2 separate regions of the Mus musculus genome follow, and region 2 is linked to region 1. A link is a contact called in ENCODE Hi-C or POLR2A ChIA-PET data. All regions are on one chromosome and are shown on one strand. The core of a region is the stretch at or near the end of the contact, and the rest is flanking DNA. Distances in the headings are between cores, read along the strand shown.

What was found. Hi-C counts contacts between places; a loop is a spot of excess contacts on that map. ChIA-PET counts read pairs that join two places held with the same protein, here RNA polymerase II (POLR2A).
Region 2: a loop to region 1 is called in a map of left cerebral cortex, with 3 times the contacts of the local background. The contact joins two enhancer-like sites. A Hi-C loop is called at or near these places in 4 of 37 maps with a recorded cell type or tissue (T-helper 17 cell, left cerebral cortex and mouse trophoblast stem cell). POLR2A ChIA-PET finds 5 or more read pairs at or near these places in 2 of 5 experiments (Patski and embryonic stem cell).

The regions. Positions count from the first base shown.
Region 1 is chr7:68,125,680-68,129,753 of GRCm38, reverse strand. The region is part of intron 2 of Igf1r (insulin-like growth factor I receptor); the gene reads right to left. Among named protein-coding and RNA genes, the nearest start is that of Gm51488, 9.5 kb to the left of the region's middle. Within about 2 kb of position 1,418, at least 1 of the 3 ENCODE cell types and tissues checked has a DNase peak (open chromatin) inside an H3K27ac peak, as active enhancers do.
Region 2 is chr7:67,970,743-67,974,819 of GRCm38, reverse strand. The region is part of intron 1 of Igf1r (insulin-like growth factor I receptor); the gene reads right to left. Among named protein-coding and RNA genes, the nearest start is that of Igf1r, 21 kb to the right of the region's middle. Within about 2 kb of position 1,404, at least 1 of the 3 ENCODE cell types and tissues checked has a DNase peak (open chromatin) inside an H3K27ac peak, as active enhancers do.

The sequences.
Region 1 (4,074 bases), core at 169-2,668:
TGGCCAGCCAGCCTGTTCTCCTGGGAAATGGTGCTGCTGCTACAGCGTGACTTGCTTTGCGTGCTGCAATAAAAGGAAAACAAGCTTGCACGACCCAATAGCTTCCTTCAGTTTGTGCCTAGCAGCGGGGAGAAAATTAAAAAAAAAAAAAAAAAAAGCCTGAAAAGGGGTCCTGAGGCAAGGTGAATGGAGGACAGGATCCTAGAGAACAGCACTGCCCTGCAGGATTTTTGTAAACAGCAGCCTGTAATGGCCACGGTTAGAGAAAGAAAAACAGACATGGAGGGAAGCGTGTTTACAACTGCAGCAAGGGCGGGAGGCGGAGGGAGGGATTCCCCGGCTCTGCGCTCGGCCCTCTTCACTCCGGTGGGGCCCCGGGGTTGGGCTGAGCTTCAGCTCCCCACCCCAATCCGTGCTTTCTTGGGGGGCCCCCCATCTTGTTTATGGGAAGGTTACTCCTCCTCGGCTCTGGTGATCGCGTCCCTAATACTCCAGCTGCATCCTTGCGGGATGCCAGCTTGACTGACAAGTCCTGCAGCCAATCGCTGGTTGGGCCCTTAGGAAAGGTGGAATTTCCCAACAAACTGATTGGCTGAGAGAGAGGGCGGGCCCTGGTGATTGGCGTGTTATTCCGAGTAGAAAGTAGTAAACAACCTTGGTCCAGGGGCGGTGGGGAGGGCGCCCGGTGCCAGCTCCCTCTGGCTGGCAGGGCGGGGTGGGGAAGCACCCGAGACAAAAGGAATCCTGGCTGCCACAGCGGGGAGGGCAGGAAGGGGGTGGCCCCAAAAGTCAGCACCTGGAGGCGTCGTTTGGAGCCCCCCCCCCCCCCCCCCCGAGCCAGAACTGCTGACTTTAAGCCACACATCGTTTTTTTGTTTTGTGCAGAACCTCAAAGGTTTTGTTTCCATCATTTTCACTTCTTGTATGGCTGACGAAGTCTCCAATGGAATGATAACCGATTTAGTCGCTTTTGTCCAGAAGCCCCTTCCTCACCGTCGAATAAAAATTTAAAATTGTCTTTTACGAAAGTTGCTTTAAATCACACACTAAAATTGTTGCACTATACAATACGCCATTAATGGCATGCTGGTGCACCAGACACACAGCTACATCTTTTGATAGCAAGTTTTAGGAGCTCTGAGCCTATTGGGAGCAGCTGGGATGGAGAACATACACAAAAAGAAACAACACATGACGGCGTTGGGACCACTTGATAAGAAATAAGCGGTTAACTTGCCTTGCCCATAGTATTTCTGGCAGTCTCACTTGAATCTCCCATTCCCTCACTCCAGCTTCACCATCCTTACAGGACCCCAGGCGGAGGAAACCATCTGCTCTTAGGATGGGGGGCTCTGCTCACCCCGCACATAAACATGCTCACAAGTCGCTATCCTGAGCAAGCCTCCTCAATGTAAAAGGGGACCAGGAGGCCAGCCAAGCCGGCTCTCTCCACTTCAATGCTTGTTGAATATACAGAGACCACGTTGTCACTTTTCACAATCAAGATATATCGGTATCACGATATATCGATAACGGGTACTTTATAGGAGATAACAGTGCAAACTGGCCACCTGGCATTCTCCTTTGCCATTCTAGTCCCTCACCTCTGCTATCTCCTATGGAGCCTGCCACAAGCAACCCCAGTAAATGTTCACCCCAAGTCACCTTTGCTGTATAAAACATGGATTTAGGCTTTCCTTGGTCCTTGCAGCCTGGCATCAGACCCCAAACCAGTAGCTACTTTCATTGTAGGCACCCTCCCTCTGGACACTTTGTTCTGTTCCCAGGTCCCTGCCCAGACCACACACATCATTTTACTCAACGTTGGTTTTTATGCTTTCTAGACTTTACCTCTGCCTGCCCAGGAGAGGCCACTGTTCTCCACCGTTCTCCCTGGCCCAGCTACCCCACTTCTTGCAGAAGACTGAAATTTGTTTTCTTAGCACTAAGTCTCTGATAGGGCTTTAATGCTGTATTTAGACTCCACTCCTACGTTAAGACCCTGAACTTCCTGAGGCCTGGAATGGTATTATCTTCAGATTTGGGTCTTCAGTGGAGATGGGCTTCTACTAAAGTGCCCGCTGCAAACTTGCCAAATATTTCTAGGATTCTTCCCTAGCATCCTGAGTATGCCTACCCCTGAAAATCTTTCCTTACACACGTGCAATTAATGTGTTTTCTCTGCTGGGTCAACAACTCTGTTTTCTCTACTTGGCAAATTTCCACTCTGCCTAAAATCACTTCCTCTCTTGGCATACCTTTCACAACCTCCCACCAACTACACTGTGTACCAAGAGCAGAGAGGTCTCTTTCCGTTCTTACTTCTCTGGCCAGAATTAGCTACAAAACTAGAACTAGCATGGTTTGTTGGTAAAGGAAGAGCGGAGAGGCAAAATTTCAGAAGTGGTATCACCTGTACATCTGCATAACCAACCCATTGCCATCTGTAGGGGTGAAGCAGCGCCATGCTCCGTTTGTGGCTGTGATGGTCTCCCCCTGCTTTCTGTCTGAAGGCCTCTGTCTCTGAGGTGGATTCTTACTCCCCCCTCCATCTCAATCAGAGATCTCCTCCTGGCTCTTATGCTATCAACTCTGCACATCCCCGATTCCTTTCCACCATGACACTGAACTGTCATCTCCTTTTCTATCTGACCAGTCACTGACTTGCTCACAGTTTAGTCTGTCCGCCATACAGCCATATCCAGTGTTCTAAGAATTGTGGGGTTCCACAGCTGGGGCTCAGTCTCTGCTTACGCCCTCATGTGACATCTGTCATCAACCCTCCATCTTTCTAAGCCTTTAATGGTGGAAAAGAGTAAACCTGTAGATAAAGAGTGGTACCAGATTTCACCTTAAGATTACAGATACTTGTTTGTGAATAGAATTTGTTCTGGTACAGGCAAATGCACGGTTTAAAATCAAAACTAACAAAATATACAGTATATTAGCTGGGAACAAATAGCCAACTAAAGCAATGTAAAGCTGGGAGTCTGTATTCTGGCTCAAAGCCCATCACGGTGAGGCAAACATGATGGCCTGAGCTTCAGGATGCTCATTACCACACTGCATCCTCAGTCAAGAAGCAGAGAGAACTGGTTCCCAGGACAGGGGCTGGTGCTGCCTAAGTCTTGGTCTTCCCGTCTTTAAGTTAACACGGCCCTTGGCAGGCATGCCTGAAGCTTGACTTTTCGGTGATTACAGACCCTATCAAACACCATAAATAATAACACCACACATATATTACATATATAAAAACTATAACACAGAACACTCAATTGGCTTTCAGTAAGTGGGCTATTTTTTTTTCTTTGTTGCTTAATGTATTCTAGATCTGTCTATGTTTACAAACGGTATGTCTTCTCTACTAACAAATAGGATTTCAAATTAAAAAGCTGAACAGCAAAGGAGACAGTGAAGAGACAATCTGTTAGCTTTTCATCTGACAAGGGATTAATATACTGAATATATAAAGAACAAAATTTAAATGTCAAAAGAACAAATAATCAAACCAATAAATGGGCAAATTAATCAAATGGGCAGTTTTCAAAAGAAGCACAAAAGACCAATACATACATGAGAAATGCTCAACACCCTTAGCCACCAGGGAAATGCAAATGTAAACCACACCGAGATTCAAATCTCACCCCATTCACAATGGAGCACATTAAGACAACCATCAACAAACACTGGCAAGGATGCAGGGGGAAATGTGCCTGTACACATTGTTGGTGGAAATAAAAATGAAGTAGTTTAGATACTATGGAAGCCTATATGGCCAAAAATGTGCTACTACCTCACTTCGGGATGTACAGATGTGATGCTAAGTCAGCACACGACACATCCACGTTACTATCCACATCAGCCAAGCAATGGGACCAGGAAAAGATGAAGGAAATGTGATGCACACGCACAGCTGTGTCAGATGTCAAGGATAAAACCAAACTATCGGCGGGAAGTTAAGGAGTGGACAATCATCTGAAGTGACGCTGGCCAGACCAAAGCCTATCTCATCTGTGTATTTTTTTTTTTTAATGAAAATAAAAGGGAGGCTTTGTACAGAGGGAGGAAATGATA
Region 2 (4,077 bases), core at 155-2,654, 150 kb after region 1:
ATGAGAAAAAACAAAACACACTAAGGACAATGATCTCCCACTTATTTACTTCAGTACAACCTCGGACTTGCCACTGAGTACTGAAACAAGATCCCTCCAGAACATGGCTGTCTGGCCAGTGGGTTAATTAACCACGTATTATAATGACACGCACAGTATAGTCAATATAGCAGCAGTACTGCAATTAGCCATGGTATTTAATGACACAGCATCTCACACATATTTACAAACGTGTATGCAGAGCAGTTTATCAATTAATCATATAACGATACATACAACACAACCGATGCACCGTATCAATTAATCATACACTATAAAAACAGGTGTGTTCTAGGAGGACCCCACAGTAACCTCAGGGAAGGATGCTAAAGGCTCTTCACAACAAGCTAACAACCAAGTCTCCAAAACCAATTTACTCTGCTATGGAGTAGACACCGGGCACTAGGAAACCACCCAGAAATACTGTCTCTGACCAAGCATACAAGATACACTGCTTCAACTGCTTAGGCTCCTGTATGGGGGTAGGGGGTGTCCACTCACCACAGACAAAATGATTCATAGGCACGCACTTGGAGGAGCAATACATCACCCGTAAAACTCCATCTTTCTCAAATTAGCACACAGGAGCCCAGAATCTTCAAACTAGGTAAATAAACTCTACAGCAAGGACACATCTGAACTCTCAGGTCCACTGCAGGGGGGGGGGGGTAATATCCATCAAGTCTGCTATTCAGATACTGGCTGGATTTCTTTGGATCCTTCTTCCTTATTGTACCATAAGTATTCCCAATCCCTCCATGGTGTCACAAAAGGTCATTTGTGTCTAAATATACCTTTTAAAAATTAACACTGAAACATTACGGAGGAAGCGACTGGTGCTTAGTTTGCCCCAACTGTGCAGATGGCTGCTACTTGTATCACATTCACAAGCTCCAAAAGCCAAAACAGACCCTAAACTGCAGCCTCTGCACTCTGCTGATTAAGCCGCGGTTCTTTTAACTTATCACCTCCTTACAGTCTATCCAAGCAGAAAGAGTCCAAGAATCCCTTTGAAAAAGCCCCAACGAGAGCCTGAACTGGCCAAGCTATTTGTCAGAGCGCAGTGACAACAACAGGAAGTAGAATTTCTGGAGAGAGATTTTTCTATTTATTTTTCTGTCAATGGCTGCTTTTAAACTGGAAGGGGGAAGCCTGCAGGCATTACAAACCCTGGAGGCTATGAAGCAGGAAGTGAGAAACTGCAGAGCCTCAAATGGCCAGCCAGAAAACCCTGGCTCTTTTCTGTAGTCAGGTCTCCAAAGCCAGGAATTTAAAAAATCTTAGGCATCCTACGTTAGTTTTTCAAATCTTAAAACGAGTGGAGACTCGAGGGAACCCGGGCCAGAAAAAAAATGAGGCGGCCAGGAAGCCCCAGTCTCTCTCTAGTGCCACAAATGTCACCCCCATAATTAAACGCTCAACTGGAACTTGCCCTCTACAAACAGGGTTTTGTTTCCTGATCTGTTAAGAGGGGCTGAGAGCTTTCTACACACACAGTCTGCTGCCTCGCACTTCAGCTTTGTCACGCCTCCCCAAAGTTGAACCTGGAATGCAATGAGGACGCTAGGCACTTTACATCTCCAAATGTCCCCTACTCTGCCTGTAAACAACTTTCATTTGTTCCCAGGGAGACACTACTCCTGGCCAAATACAGCAAAAGGCTTTGCAAAGGCCTGAGAGAGACAACATGGGGGAATGCTCACACCTGGGCCAGGGCTCTTAGACCAGCCCACCTGCCCGACTCACTTTACCAAAAGACTATACCAGTATCCAGGAGAGACACTCATGAACTCCACCCAGGAGCAGACACTACTGTGGTTAGGTCTGCTATGCTGTAGGGGAACAGAGCACCTTCCTGATGTGACAAAAACTCCAGCAGGAACCTTCATCATCCCTGGGTAGGATGTGGAGGAGTCAGGAGTCCTCTAGCACTGGGAAGGTACTGTAATTTATAGCACAATCCCAATTGCTTTCCTTACGGATCAAACACACAACTAGATGAGCAGGCAATGTTAGAGGACAAGCTTTAAAAAAGTGAATGCTGACCTAGGAGGGAAGCAGAAAGAGTTATGTAAAGTCACTGAATGGCCCTTTGCCTGGCATCCTGAGTCAACCTGTCCCCCAAGCAGCGCACTCAAGCCCAAGAGCAATGAAGAGCAGCCTTTGCAAGGCCCACTGAAGTAAGCCATAGAGGTCCTCCAGCTTCTCGGAGACAGTCTTCTCCTATTTTCTCTATAATCCACCCTACCCTCAAAAAGCTTAAAGTCCTAGTCAAACAACAGGAGCCATGAGTGTTTCTTTAAAAAGACACAAAGAATTCCTTTGCTCTAAAGAAACAATGGGCTCTCCATAGCCTGGCCTCATTCCTCAATATACTTCTACCTTGTTCTGAGCCCCATCACACATCAAGTCCCGACCTCAAGCCTAGTCAGGCCTGATCCTCCATGGGGACATCAGAATTTGGGTGACACAATGATCTCTTCCTTGGTTTCCACTGTCAGCAACACCAAGTGTGTCTGTTCAGATTCCTAACTGGTTAATACGAGACCTCTTCGAGGCAAGCAAGTAGCAAGGCGTGGCTGTATCTTACACGGTGTATATCCTTCCACAGGCTCCTGAACGCTGATCCACCCCTCTCCAATCCCTACCAAATGGAATTTAGCTCTGCCCAAGCATTTCAAGGGGCCTGTGAGCTGCCCCCTACTCTTTGAAAAAGCAACATCAATCGGCTCAATTCTACTGCCCACTGACAGTGAATCCAGCGATATCTAGGCTCTTCCACAGGTACCACAGACAAATCAGAACATCCCTCTGGGCCCTTGGGGACTTTTCTCCTCAGGACTCCAAAGCTGGCACACATTAATGGTGACATGGTAATAAATCTGCCCAGGGGACTTCAGTGTGGAGGGTGTGAGCTGGTGGCCCTGTATTCCCAGGATATAGAAAGAAGAATCCAATCACTATGGTCTTTCCTCACCACTTCCAGCTTAGCTCTGACACTCAATACTTCACCGTACAGCTTCAAGGAATTCACAGCAACCAGCACAGCTGCCCTCAGGCAACTCTAACCAACCTTCAACATCCCAGGACTTCACACAGTCCCTGACTCTCCACAAACGTGCATGGCTCCTGAGAACACCAGCAGGTAATCTGGATGGAGTCTGAGAAATTCTCTCAGGGGCTTGTCTCCCCTTCCTCTAATGGAGCATGGCTTCTAAGAAGCGTGGGCCCCTTGGAGGATTCAGAGCTGCAGACAGCCCATGTTCTCCTGACCTGAATACAGAGACTCTGGGGTTGGGGGTTGGGTGTGGGGTGTGGGGGTCCCAGGTGAAGGGGTCCTTCAGACTGTTTCATCTCTCTAGACGGCTCCCAGGATTAGCAGAGTAGCTTGATCGATACTGGTTTTACCATCACGGGAGTGACTCACCACAAAAACCTACCCATCTTAAGGCTCAGCTGTGAACAGAAACAAACAACATAATAGCAGGGTCAGATTCAAAATAGCAAGTATGACTGGTAAACAGTTAATGCTTATAAACAATTAGCAGCAGCCTCCCCAGCCTTCTGGATGTGCTGAGGAGAAAGACTCATGGTTTCACCGGCTCTGAAGGAGCAGCTGTGGGGGCCTGGCGCGGCTGCAACCTGTGCAGCCCACCGGTGCTGCTGTCGGCTCCACAGAACGGAACCCTGGGGGAGGTTCCAGATGAGCCACTTCTGACCTGATTCCAGAGGTCCGATAAGACCACAGTCACCAAGACAGGGAGTTATGTGGAACTGGGTTTTCAAGTTACAATTCCTCCAGAGTATAATGTCCTCAGGTAGCTCCTGCAGAGCTCAAAATAAGCAGTTTTATCTTTCCTAAAGTGGGAGATGGAGGCACGTGTAAGCGGGGGCCTCTCAGAGGGCATCCGGTTTAAAAAAAGCAATGGGCTATACACACTGCTGTTCTCCAAACACATACAGTGGTCTCTCAGCATTGGTGGGGGACTGATTCCAAGATCCCTACACACACACACACACAAAAAGCCCACAATGTCA